Regions from separate parts of the Homo sapiens genome. Here region 2 is linked to region 1. A link is an interaction called in ENCODE POLR2A ChIA-PET data of the cell type or tissue named here. Cell type or tissue: GM12878. All regions are shown on one strand. Links, peaks and the distances in the headings refer to the core of each region. The heading gives the core; the rest is flanking DNA.

Evidence for each region. Peaks named below come from ENCODE experiments on the same cell type or tissue, not always from the same donor. Only the 100,000 strongest peaks of a DNase experiment are listed, where the experiment ranks them.
Region 2: POLR2A ChIA-PET joins it to region 1 with 6 read pairs; 9 of 35 experiments call an interaction of 5 or more read pairs at or near these places.

Annotation. Positions count from the first base shown.
Region 1 is chr3:193,986,647-193,993,545 of GRCh38, forward strand. The region is part of intron 1 of LINC02026 (long intergenic non-protein coding RNA 2026); the gene reads right to left. It also overlaps the pseudogene DPPA2P3. Among named protein-coding and RNA genes, the nearest start is that of LINC02026, 14 kb to the right of the region's middle. In GM12878, for the core only: no CTCF peak of the experiment used is centred there; no DNase peak of the experiment used is centred there.
Region 2 is chr3:194,042,036-194,048,934 of GRCh38, forward strand. The region is part of intron 1 of LINC02028 (long intergenic non-protein coding RNA 2028); the gene reads right to left. Among named protein-coding and RNA genes, the nearest start is that of LINC02028, 25 kb to the right of the region's middle. In GM12878, for the core only: no CTCF peak of the experiment used is centred there; a DNase peak (open chromatin) is centred at 3,376.

The DNA of each region.
Region 1 (6,899 bases), core at 2,829-5,328:
GAGGTGGAGGTTGCAGTGAGCAGAGATCGCGCTTTGCACTCTAGCTTGACCGACAGAGTGCAAATAAATAAATAAATAAATAAATAAATAATAAATAAAAATGAAAGACTGTAACTAGAGCTTTCTGATCTCACATAATTAGGGGCTACAGCTAGGTTAGTTGAATGGTATAGAATGGAGCATGCATTTTGGCATCAGCAAAACTGGATCTAAGTTTTGATGCTGTTGCTTTGCTGGCTATTGACCCTGAGCAAATTGCTTAACTCTTCTAAGCTTCATCTGTAAAATCAAGATAATACCCATCTGAAGGGAGTTGTTGGAGTCTACTTTTTAAAAAAAATAGGTTGAAGTTTCTGTGATGAATTCTTCTTGGACATCTTATGAATGGACTTCCAAAAAAGGCTTTACTCTTTCAATGTTTTTAGAAATCTGTAGTACCCAGGAAAAACATACAAAACAGAGACAAAACAGAGAAAACATACAAAACAGAGAATATATTTTCAGAAATGTATTTCTGAAAAAAATATATGGTCTAAAGAGTCAAGTCGTTCCTGCCACTTTAGAATTACAGAAAGTAAAAAAAGGGAGGGAGGGAGGGAGGGAGGGAGGAAGGAAGGAAGGAAGGAAACTCTACATTTGGGCTGACCTCCCATGACTGTGCCACAGAGGTTTTCTCACTCTTGCATTAACATCAGACCATGTGCATCTTCCTGCCAGCAGCATCGTCTGGTTTGGCAGGACTGCAAATCTGTTTCAGCACAAAGGATCCGCTTAATGGAAAGCAAGCGTGCTGCAGGAAAAAAAAGAAAGAAAAAAAAAAACGGCACTCACATTTCCTTGTGCACTCTTTATCAAAGGAACAAATGGCACAATAACCCAACATAACCAAGGCTGTAGTTGAAGAAACTGCCTTTTACCTCTGGGACTAATCTTTCTTCTAAGGTGGCCATGGATGGTGTGGCATCAAAAGGCATGCAGGTGACTTAGAATGGTTTTTAAAACCTTTAGCAGTGCCTCTGGAGCCCACAATAGAAAAAATACCAACACTTCCATTTTTAAATGGTTAAAAACGTAAACAGATAATTCAGAGAAAAAGGAATAAAAAGTTGCCAGTAAATATATTAAAATGTTTAAGTTCACTAATGATCAAAGACATCTGTAAAAGTAAAACCAGAGCTCCATACACTCTAGTTGAATTTGTAAATATTGAAAAATACAATTAATGTTAGTGTAGGTATGACAAATCCAGCATTCTCTGCTGACAAGACTAGAAAGGATAAACCTTTCTGACAGCAATTTGGCAATAATTTTAGACATTTTATACCCTTTGGATAGTAATTTAAATTCTTCCAATACATCAAAGAAAAATAATCAGATACATAAGCATGGTGACATGTAGACATAACTATAAAAAATCCTCATTACAGTAATGTTTATAATAGTGAAAAAATTGACCACAACCTAAATGTCTAATAAGGAAATTGGCAAATAAAGGATGGTTCATCAATATGATAGAATATTATATAGACATTTAAATTAAGTTTTCAAAATTTGTAACGGTATGGGAAAATGGGGTATAAAACGTTGCAAGCAGACTATTCCAAATTAGGTAAATAAAGGCATAGATAAAAGAAGGTTAAAATGAAATATACTAAAAAATCAGCAGATGTCATCTCTGGAGGGTGAAATTATAGGTAAATTTGTACTTGTCTGTATTTCCAAACTTTTGAAATTGGGCATATATAGCTTTTATCATTATGTGCTCTACTCACTACCATGTTATCCCAGCATTCTAGCAGGTGGTAGGGTGACTTACGGCTGGACACTTAGCAGTCCACTCTGCATGCTGGACAATGTGAAGAATGCGCGTACCATAAGCAATCCCAGACCTCAAGGGGTGTAACACATACAGAGATAAACGATGCTAATACTCATCTTAAGGGAGTTGTCGGAGTCTGTTGTGGAGGCTGCTGGCGGGGCCGACCTGACCTACCGTAACTTCCCCGTTCAGCTGCTGAATGTTGGCTGCTGGCAGCTCACAGCTGAGTCCCTCTCCAGGTAATATATAACTCCAAGGCTATATATAATTATGATCTGCACAGAGCCTTGAACATAGTAGGTACACAATAAACCAATTTCAGTAACAGATGAACAAAATAAGCAGTAAATGCTACTACAATATGACGGACAAGAATCCTATGTCCTGGAGGAGAGAAAAGAACACAGTTCAGGGAAGGGTCCATAGAGTGGCTGGTACTTTCATTGGAGCTTAAAGGAGAGGCTAACTGTGTGCATGTGTGGAGGAGAGGGGAGGAGAGGATCTATGGTAGACATAGGTATTTCTCATGGGCAGACCAGAGATACTTACTGTGACTTCATTGGCATGGTAGTGTCTATGTGCTCATTTCAAGCCATGTTAGAGCCTCCCTAAATGTTTATCTTTTTGCTGCAGCAGCAAGAAACAAATGGAGGCACAGGACTGTTGGGCCACACAGCAAGTAGCATTTGCTGTTCAAGGCAAGAAAAATGGCCTCTGCATGTCCATCCCTTGGTCATGATTTCATCTGAGTGCTGACTGTGGTGGATTCTGAGGAGCTAGTCTTACTGAATCCCCCTCATGGATGCCACACTTTACATGTAGCCAGCACTTCCAGATACAGCCTCTTGCTTAATCTCCTACCATCCCATGTAGTCTTCTCAGTTTACAGTAAGAAAATGGAGGCTGACTGGAGTGAAAGGGAAGTTTAAACTCACAACTGTCTAGTGATAAAAACCAAAGCTTCAGTTTAGTCTAGTGCTTTTCCCCTAATGCAAGATTAAGCTGTGATACCATCCTGGAAAACTACTCTTCTCAAAAAATGTTGCCTATCTCCTCCTTTTTACATTAAAATAAACAAATGAACCCGTCCAATCCTGTGCACATCTCTCTTGTTTTGAGGTCACTGTGTACTTCAGCATTTTGGGGTGTCAGATAATAACACAAGTAAAATATAAAAACGTGGTAGTTAAGGATTTTCAAAAGGAGTGATCAGAATTCACTCCATACATATATTAATGGTCCTTAGTCAATTCCCCTTTACTTCCACCAAATTTCCATAGAAATCTGTGAGACAGAAAAGATTAAGAGTTATTGACAGAGAACTGCAACATAACCTGAGTGGGTTTGTCTGGACACCAAAGTCTACTCTGAGCTTCTGGATCTCTAGGGGAAAATCAACAAGTATTTATTGAAAGCTACAAAAAAAATATGATACTCAGTGATTAGTGGAGGTTTTCATGTAATCTGCAAGGATTTTTATAAGCAAACCTTGTAGATAATGATGAAGCAAGAACTTTCTATTAGAAAACAACTCTCTTATTGCCAAAATATAAATATACACACACACAGACACATATATATCCTAAGACAATTGGAAGCCAAAATGGAATTGGCCTCTTATATAGTCAACCCTGTGCAACAACAAGGCAAGAAGTGGTCAGAAGACAGGGCATATTCTAGTAAGTGGGCTTAATATTTTTAGAGAATTTTACAAAAATTCATAAGGTTGTATTCATTTATTTTCTGTTGCTATCATTGAATACCTGAGACTGGGTCGCTTATAAATAAAAGAAATTTATTTCTTACAATTCTGGAGGCTGGGAAGTCCAAAAGCATGGTGCTGGCCTCTGGTAGGGCCTTCGTGCTATGTAGAAGGCATCACATGGAGAGTGGCAAAGACTATCTGTGTCAGCTCAGGCCTCTCTTCTTCTTCTTATAAAGCCACCAGCCACATCATGGGGGCCCCACTCTGACAACTTTATCTAACCCTAACAACCTCCCAAAGGCCCTATTTCTTTTCTTTTTTTCTTTTTTTTTTTTTTTGAGATGGAGTCTGGCTCTGTCGCCCAGACTGGAGTGCAGTGGTGCAATCTCGGCTCACTGCAAGCTCCACCTCCCGGGTTCACACCCTTCTCCTGCCTCAGCCTCCCGAGTAGCTGGGACTACAGGCATCTGCTACCACGCCTGGCTAATTTTTTGTATTTTTAGCAGAGACAGGGTTTCACCATGTTAGCCAGGTTGGTCTCGATCTCCCAACCTCGTGATCCACCTGCCTCGGCCTCCCAAAGTGCTGGAATTAGAGGCTTGAGCCACCAAGCCCGGCCCAAAGGCCCTACTTCTAGTCAACATAAGAATTTGGGGATTATGTTTCCAACACATGAAATTTAGGGAGCACATTCAAACCACAGCACTGGCTAAGAAATCTAAAATACTCATTTAAAGATGGAAAAGCTGAAGCTAGGAGAAGAGACTTGACCCAAATATATTTGGGTAACTAGCTTTAGTATCTATACCAACATCCTGGAGGAACTCATCAAGTATTGACAAAAAAGGTTCTACATGATCCATTGTTTTAAAAAAGAGACAGAGTCTCATGGTGTCGCCCAGGGTGAAGTGCAGTGGCTATCCACAGGCATGATCCTAGCACACTGCAGCCTCCAACTCCTAGGCTCAAGTGATCCTCTGGCCTCAGGCTCCCAAATAGCTGGGACTACAGGCACACACCATGTACCCAACCATGATCTATTTTTATGAATAAAAAACTTGTGGATTTCACATTAACATTCAAATATTTCACTTGCTAGAAAGATGACGAAGAGTTTAGTTTCTTAGCTGTATGAAGGCTTCTGCCCGCCTGACCTGATTTACTGTGTTAATCAACCCACTATGTCTTTCTTTACAGATAATGTTATGGTGAGTGCCTGCCTCCTTCCCAGGTATTAATATATTTTTCTAAATTCTGAATTAACGAGATCCTAATACATAAAGGGATTTATCAGAGAATTCGGTTTTTGGTTTTTTAAGGTTTGGAGGGGTTTTGTTGTTGTTGTTGTTTAATCCAGGGGTTCTCTTTCTCTCATCTTATTTAATCCTGGATAAAAGTTAAAAAAATCCTGCATACAGCTACTGTCACAAAGCCAGCTGAATCAAAAAACCTTCCCCACAGCCTATATCCCTCCTCTGAGTGGTTGGTCTGAATTTCTAGAGTTAAAAGATTTCTTTCTCTGGGTCCTTTGAAATAACCGTAATTAACACTTACGTAGAGGCTTATGATACAATGGTATCGTCTAAAACAGGAGTCAGCAAACTATGTCCTGCAAAAGATTAGCAGTTGCAACAGAGACCATATGTCCCACAAAGCCAAAAATATTTACTGGTTGGCCCCTTACATAAAGTTTGCCATGCCCTGACATTCACTATCACATGGATCCTCGTAAGCACCTACCAAGAAGCTTCTTCCTGTTTTCATAGCCACAAGGACTTCAATATGAACAAGTATTCGAATTGACTTCTGAAACACTGCCTGCGAAGAATACCAACTTAGGGGTGGAGGGGGGAAAGGGGCAGGGGACGGTAGAGACGAGGATTAGAAATTTGACCCCAGTAAAGAAAATTAGCCATATGGAGAGAAAACAGAGAAAAAACTCCATGCTCTCCTACTGAACAGGATGCCCAAATGCCAGGACTGTTGTTCCACAAGCCTCTCCCCTTCCCCACGTTCCCCCTAAATATCCTCAGGCTTATACAGTGGTGTGTTGAAGCCAGCTTGTGTGCTCATGAGAGGCAACTGTGTGCATCGTGTTCGGGCTCCACGTTCAGTGACATCACATTGGTAGTTTGACATCAGCCATGATAAAAGTATTTACACCACAAAAATCAGCAAAAGCTACAAATCAGGGCTTTCCCCCGCCACCCGCCCCCTCCCTCCAGGGCTGACTGTTAAACATTTCCTACCACACCACAGCAGATATGTACATATATACATATGTACATACATACATACATAATTTCACATAAAAGGCACCATGTCATACATGGTATTTTCCCCTTCAGCTGCCAAATGTTAGCTGCAGACAGCTCACAGCTGAGTCTCTCTCCAGGAATTGCCCTAAGCTGAAGGGAACTGCCGCACCCCAGGTCTGCTTCCCTCCCTAGGGCAACCTCCTTGCAACTACTCCTCAAGGCCAAGATAAAAAGTGAAAAGGCCAGACTCATCTTAATGCAGAACAACTTCAGCTCCAAAGCTCCTCCGGGTTCAGCTGGGACTTCTGTTGCAATTGCATTAGAGAGAGAGGGAGTGAGAGAGGGAGAGAGAGGGAGAGAGACAGAGAGAGAGAAAAGAGAAGAGAGAGGAGAGAGGAGAGAGGGGAAAGGGGAGAGGAGAGAGGAGAGAGACAGAGAGAGACAGAGAGAAAAGAGAGGAGAGAGGAGAGAGGAGAAAGGGGAGAGGAGAGAGGAGAGAGACAGAGAGAGAGAGAGACAGAGAGGAGAGACCCATTTGTCCACAACCAACTTCTCTCTTCATCTCCCATCTTGAGTTACCTATTTCAGTTCATTTTTGATTTGCTTAAGGTTCTTTCTGGAGTATTTTTCTCAGATGGGATACCTGGATAATATACTTTTCTCTTTTCAGTGACTTTATTTTAATGAGTTTTCAGACTTACAGAAAGGTGCTCTTCAGATGGGGCTGTGTCACTGGTCAACCATCTTCACTGTGGAGTCCTAGTCACTACGATTTTGTGTTGCATATCATGAAGATTCATTCAAATTGTCTCCTCTTCCTTTCCTTCATAATAGGTTACATGGTCTGAAAGTACATCCCTCCTTCTCTAGTACATTGTATTCAAAGAGGTTGCTGCTGCTTCTCCATTGTCATTAATCTTCTCATCATCTTCTTATTCCTCTTAGCACAGTTGGGGCATAATATGTTATCTTCTATGCCTGGGGATGGGAAAATGCAGGCAGGTAACAAGAAGAGAGAAATCATCCTCCTGTGAGTGGTAGGCACCCAGGCCTGATCTGCATGAAACTGCAGGTGTACCCAGCTCTTTGTGTCTGCTGAGAGACGTCTGCCATGGAC
Region 2 (6,899 bases), core at 2,347-4,846, 55 kb after region 1:
TCACTGCAACCTCCGCCTCCTGGGGTCAGGTGATTCTCCTGCCTCAGCCTCCCAAGCAGCTGAGATTATAGAAATGCACCATGATGCCCAGCTAATTTTTGTATTTTAGTACAGACAGCCTTTTGCCACATTGGCTAGGCTGGTCTCGAACTCCTGACCTCAAGTAGTCAGCCTGCCTCAGCCTCCCAAAGTGCTGGGATTACAGGCGGGAGCCACCACGCCCAGCCACTGAATTCCTTTTTAAAATCACATTCTCGTTATCTAAAAGTTCAGAAAATATGACTCTCAGAAATGTGTATCTGAAGCAACTCAGTGGTTTCTTTAAAAATCCAGATTCTTGCACTGGACTGAATCAGAAACCCTGGGACATAGGACAAAGGACACTGCATTTTAACAAGCTTTTTCGGGGACTGTTTTGCTCACTAAAGTGAGAGCCACAAACTTAGAAGCCCCATATTGTGCTGCAGAAGTCGCAGAAACCTTCTCTCTTTATGCCCTTTAGCAGCCAATCCCTGAACACTCCAAAGAGAAGATTTGTGTACAGAGTATCCACTGGAGCCCAAGTCATATACGATCCCAGCCTCCAAGGCCCCAAGGTCCACAGCTCTGATTCTGGCAAAGGCAGATGGAAGAGGCTGGGTCCAGCCCCCTAGGCAGCCCATTTAGATTTGAGTCCAGACCACAGCAGAAGTTGGCACAAGAAAATGGAGCTGGTACATGATACTAAAGTAATAAATAGGGAGACTGTGTTCTGAGGGAGGGTGGTGGACCTCAGGGGACATCAGAGTCCAGGTCACAGTAGCAACAATAAAGGGAGGCAGAGAGAGGGGACACACAGGCCATCACAGATTCCAGGAATATGAGTTCTCTAAATGATTTTGATAGTTCATTTTAATCAATATATAGTTTCCCCTGAGTTCCTGGGGACAAATCTCAATCATGGAGCCCTCAGAAGCGGTTGATGATTGTCAGGGGTCAGTGGACCTGGGGTCAGTCTACCAGGTGACAGGACCCTATGCATGACTGTTTCCATGTGGCATGACAGCTGCATGTGGAGATATCGAATTTCCCGTGAGGCTGACCTCCCACTTATTCTTCAGGATGAGCTGAGCTGTATTTCATGAGGATTGTTTGCTGTGGGTTTCAGTCATCCTGTAGGAATGTGTGAGCATCTGCAGATGAATGAACGTTCTAATTTCTTTATGTCTGGATGGCCACCATAACCCCTGAGAATGAGACAAATGAGCTCTCATCTCCATCTTTTAGGTGAACAAACTGAGGCTCAGACGAGGTTAGACTCGTTTCCTAAGCCACACAGGTTTAACGTTCATAGACAGGACTGCAGTCTTCTGGTTCAAATTTCCTTCCACTACAGCTTTCTGATTACATCTCAGAAACTTGGCTTTCGAGATATGTCTAGAAGCTGTTTTCTCAGCACCTTGAAAATCTATGGGAGATCTTCCTTCTTGTTTTCTAGTTTAAAACAACATTCTTATTTAATACTTTGGCATACAGTTACGGTGACCAACCTCTTGATTTCCCCAGGATTGCCCTGGTTTTAGCATGAAAGTCCTGCCTCCCAGGAAACCCCTCCATCCCAGGCAATTAGAACATTGGTCACCTCACTAGGTGATCAGACTATCTCATCCTCTCAGGGAGTCCCCAGCTGCAGGCCTCTGACTTCCCATCTGAGCTCTGACTCACTCACTTCCAGCTTCTGCCTCCCCAAGAATTCAGACTCTTCAGAGCAAATACAACACCGAGAAATCATTCTCCACTCAGCTAAGCACATTCGGTGAGCTTCTGATTGCAATGGACATCTTAGCAATGTAAGAGAATGTACACAGAAATATCAGATTTATTAGCACCAATGTCCAAATGGCCATATATCAAAAATTTGCTTTACTGAACAATGGTGCTGGAAATGAAAATATAATTGGAGACCCAGACACTATATTCTATACTTAAACTAGAAAAAAGTGAGTGTTATTTGCATTCATTATGTCCAATGGAGCAGACAATCTGGTTAAATTCTGGCTTTGCTGCTTAACAGCTGTGTGGCCTTAGGTAAGTTGCCTAATGTCTCTCTGTACCTCAGTTTCCTCATGTGTAAAATGGAAACGATAGCATCTACTTTACAGCGTTATGATGAGAATTAATACATATAAGTCACTAGAGAGTGCCTGCAGTAAACGAGGTTAGCTATTGTTCATTGCCCCATAACCTACACACGGCAAGGCCAATGCCAGTATCTAAATATCACGTACCACACAAACCAAGCAGAGGATAAGAGGGGAGTCATTTGTTTCCCAATAACTGGGGAAAGGAAAAGGGAGACTGGAAAACTGTTTTAGACCGAATCTGTTCTTCTTTCTTCTTCCCTTCGAGAGTCATTTTATCCTCAAGCACTATTGCTGATTCTATCCTCATGATCTGGGATGCCCAAAACAAGCAAGGAACAGTCCATCAGTAATGTCCCTCACATTAGTACAGCACTTTATATATAGCAACTCACTTGTACGCATGTCACTCTGCCGCCACATCTATACAAAGCCACTTCCACTACAAACCAAACTTCTCTGACCCATGCGATCTGCCTAGCATTGACCACTGAGCTTCTATCTACCATGTGTCTCTTGCTAAGCTGGATGCTGTGGGAGATGGAGGATGCAACAAAGTGTAAAAAGTGGGCGGAGCTGACCCTGGACCATTTACATGTGTCTGGGGGAAGAGCTCTCCAGGTCTCCAGGTGTGTAAAACAGGACACATCGGGTGTCAAATGACCTTGGGATTCAGAAAGGACAGGCAAAGGCACGGCACTGTTGGCGGAAGGGGTCCACACAGGGAAGAGGAGAAGCCCCCTGTAGCCCAGCCTTTTACACCGACTTCACTCAGTCTTCTAGAACAGATGTGATGAGCGCGCTGACCCTCCAGCCTTAGCCTCTCAGTGTGCTCCAGAGAACTTCCAACAGGAAGATTGGCTTCTCTGGGCCCGAGGGCTTTCTCCAGTGCTAGTGCTTTCCAGATGAGCTACAAAATTAACACTCGCTGGGAAATTCACATCCTCTGCGGAGCAGCCTTTAGGGACTGAGAGGAGTTGGTGTGTACACACCCCAGCCCCCCACCCCCGGGAGGATCGTTTTTTGAGGTGTGTGTTTTACACTCGTGTAACAGCTTCCCCCTTGGGATGAAGCTGCAGCTGCGCATTGTGTTGACTGGCTGACCATGGCCCCTTTACCGGTTTTCTCCCCTCCCCTTATCACTGCCCACACCTCTCCCGGGCTCTCCCTGGTTTACCTTCTCCCCAGTAAACTTGCACATCCTTGTCTCAGAGGCTGCTTCTGACAAAACTCAAACTAAGACATCCCCCTATTTCCTGTGAATGGATTAATATTGTACCCATTTGACTAATGAGAAAACTAAGACTCAGACTATGTGGTCTGAGGTCACATAGCAAGCATGTGATTGTTCTCAGGCTTGACCCCACATCCCTCTGTACCACCACACCTGTCCTTGTAGCATACTGAGAGAATTGCACACACAAGCATGTTGCTGGATCCCAGGGACAGTGCTCACCCTGACTCCCACCTCCACCCCACTCAGGAAACTGGGAATTTTCTCCTGCCTCAGCCTCCTGAGTAACTGGGATTACAGGCCTGCACCACCATGCCCGGCTAATTTTGCATTTTTAGTAGAGATGGGATTTCTCCATGTTGGTCAGGCTGGACTCAAACTCCTGACCTCAGGTGATCTGCCTGCCTCAGCCTCCCAAAGTGCTGGGATTAGAGGCGTGAGCCACCGTGCCCGGCCCCAAGTAGAAATCTTATACTCCACGTAGGCCTGAAGCGCAAGGCAAGAAATAGGAAGCTACCCTTTCTGGTATGTGGAGTTGCTGAGAAAGTGTTATCTGTAAATTGTTTATCCAGATCCATAGAGAACAGCTTTTACAAGCACAGTCCCAACTTTTGGCAATTTTTGCAAATCATTTGGATTAAGGTAGCATGCAGCTATTGTGTTGGGCTAAGTGTGAGTATGTGGCTGGATGTGAAATTTTACTGACAACCAAACCATAGTTGGGAAACTTGAAAGTGTTGCCAAGGCTCAGGGAGCTGTTGGTAAACCCAGGTAAAGTTTTGGCTCAGTGAAGAGATAACTTGATCCAAGTTTTGAACAAGATGGAATTATCACGAGCAGGAGCAGATGGATGGGGTAAATCACATGAAATCAGCCTAAACTTATTAAAAGCTGACCGCAAAGCTTCTTCCATTTATGTCCAGTGTTCTAGTTATCTATTGCTGCATAATAAACCACCCCAAAACTCAGTGGATTAGAACCTGGCCATTCCGTTGTATCTCCTGAATGTGTGGGTCAGGAATTCAGGCAGGGCTTGGCTGAGAGATTCTGTTCCACATAGTATCAACCAAGGTTACTCACAAGTATTCAGCTGGCAGGTGGGCTGGTCTGAAGGGTCTGTGATGGCTTCACTCACATGTCAGGCACATTGGTGGACATGGCTAGAAGGCTGGGCTTGATGGCTAGAAGGCTGGGCTTGATAGAAACTGTTGATCAGAGAACCTATCCATACATGGTCTCTCCAGCCTGGTGGCCTCAGGGCAGTTGGACTTCTTACACAGCAGGTCAGTGCTCCAAAAACAAGTACACAGTGAACAAGCTGGAAGCCACATGGTTTTTTATGACCTAGCTTTGAAATCACATAGAGTCACTTCTGCTGTACTGCTTGTCAAAGCAGTCACAAGCCCAACCAGATTCAAGGGGAAGAGACTTAGATCCAAACCCTCAATGGTAGAAGTATGTAAAAGTACAACATCCAGATTGGGTTAGAAGTAAGGAAGGGGCCGGGGATGGTGGCTCACACCTGTCATCCCAGCACTTGGGAGGCTGAGGTAGGTGGATCACCTGAGGTCAGGAGTTCAAGACTAGCCTGGCCAAAATGGCAAAACCCCCTCTCTACTAAAAATACAAAAAATTAGCCAGGCATAGTGGCAGACACCTGTAATCCCAGCTACTCTGGAGGCTGAGGCAGGAGAATCACTTGAACCCAGGAGGCAGAGGTTGAAGTGAACCGAGATTACACCACTGAACTCCAATGCCTTGGCAACAAGAGTGAAACTCCATCGCAAAAAAAAAAAAAAAAAAAAAAGGAAGCAAAGAAGGGAAGCCAGAGCTTGCAGGCTTCCTCTGAATCTGAAATTATAGTTGCAGTTGCTTTGTCCAAGGGAAGGAATTCTAAAGGGAGGGATCTGGTTGGGTTAAAATTGTTGGAAAGCCAAACCAAGTCCACACTGGATTCTACAGAAGATTTGTTGTCCCACTGAGCTCACAGGGACACCCAGGCACCTGCTGCAGCACCACCCTGCTCTCTGGCCTGTACTGCCAGCTGCCAGCGTGGCCTGGCTTCCTGACAGCTCTGCACTCAGCACTGGCTGTCATGATGAAAGCAGCTGAGCAAAGTGTTTCCCTTGCTTGGGGACGCTGGTCTCCTGGAGCTGAGAAAAAGGGAGGAGGCCAATGTGGGAGAGTTTGGCTGATTTGAGCAATATGCAGACCACATGGGGATCAGGAGCCTGAGAAAGAGTGCCTGGTCTTGCTCATCACATTGAAGGCCTGCAACTAAGGTCAGGCTCCATGGGGCACTCTCACCAAAGCCTGCATCTCCCAAGGCAAGGCAACTCTGTGAGCCTCAATGCTGATGGTACTGTCCAAGCATGGAGAAGAGGAGAATGCCACAGTCTCTCACACATCTAGGTACCACGGCCTGGCACAGGTATGTCCTCAGAAGAGTCAACTGAATAAACTCATTGGTTCAATTGAATATGCTTTTCACATAATGTTTGTGCACTTTTTTTTTTTTTTTTTTGCATTTACTACGTAAGAGATCTAGAAAAGGATGGCAGTGGGGGTAGGGGGTTGGTAATGAAAAGAAGAGAGAGAAAGGTCCTGATGCTTGTGGAAACAAGCTTCTGGCCTTGAACTATGGCCCAATCCAGTGGCTGGAAGTAATCTGACCCTACAGAGAGCCCCTTGGCTAATAAGCTCTTTACTCAGAATGAGTTTGAAATGTTTGATACGGTCCTAATTAAACTAATTATTTCCCTCCAAACTTGCAAACTTATATAAATAATAATGCTTTCATATATGCTAATTCATCAGTCCTTACAAAACTCCAAGGAATAGATGCATTTATCCTTTTTACTTTCAAACATGGAAAAAATAGAATGAATCAAATAAAAGCCCAGATTTGTCGCTCTCTCTCTGTCTCAAATCCTGTTTTGAATTGCTGCTCTGCCTCTGGGGTGATTCTACAATCACCACTCACCCCATCACGTGGCCTAGAAACCTAGTAATATGGGCTTCATCCTGACCTCCATGGCAGTCAACAAACAGGTCTCATTCATTTTTCATCCTCAGCCTTCCTCTATCACTCGCCTTGTGTCAGGGTCCTCAGACTTTCATCCTTCATTCCTTGCCACCAGGGCTATTGAGCCAGCCTCCTGACAAGACCTCTGTTCTACCCCTGTAGTCCATCCCTCACACTGTAACCAAAGAAACCTGAAACACAGACCTCAGCATACTAAGCCTTTTGCTCATAAAGTATCACTCACTCCCTACAACTCTACAGCCTGCAGAATAAGTGACTAGCCCTGAAGCCTGGTGTTCAAGGCTTTCCGTGATCTCCTCCTGATCAACATTTCTCATCTCATCTACCACTATCCCCTTTCATGATGTTTTTGCAAACCAGAGTCTGCAAAGCTCTGAGCATTGTTCTGGAAGAGGAGAGGAGTTCTACACAATAATTTTGAAATGTTATGTTTTTGTTTCAGTGATACAGGAAAAAATAGATAAATATAACACTCACTTTCTGATCCTGCCTCATTATT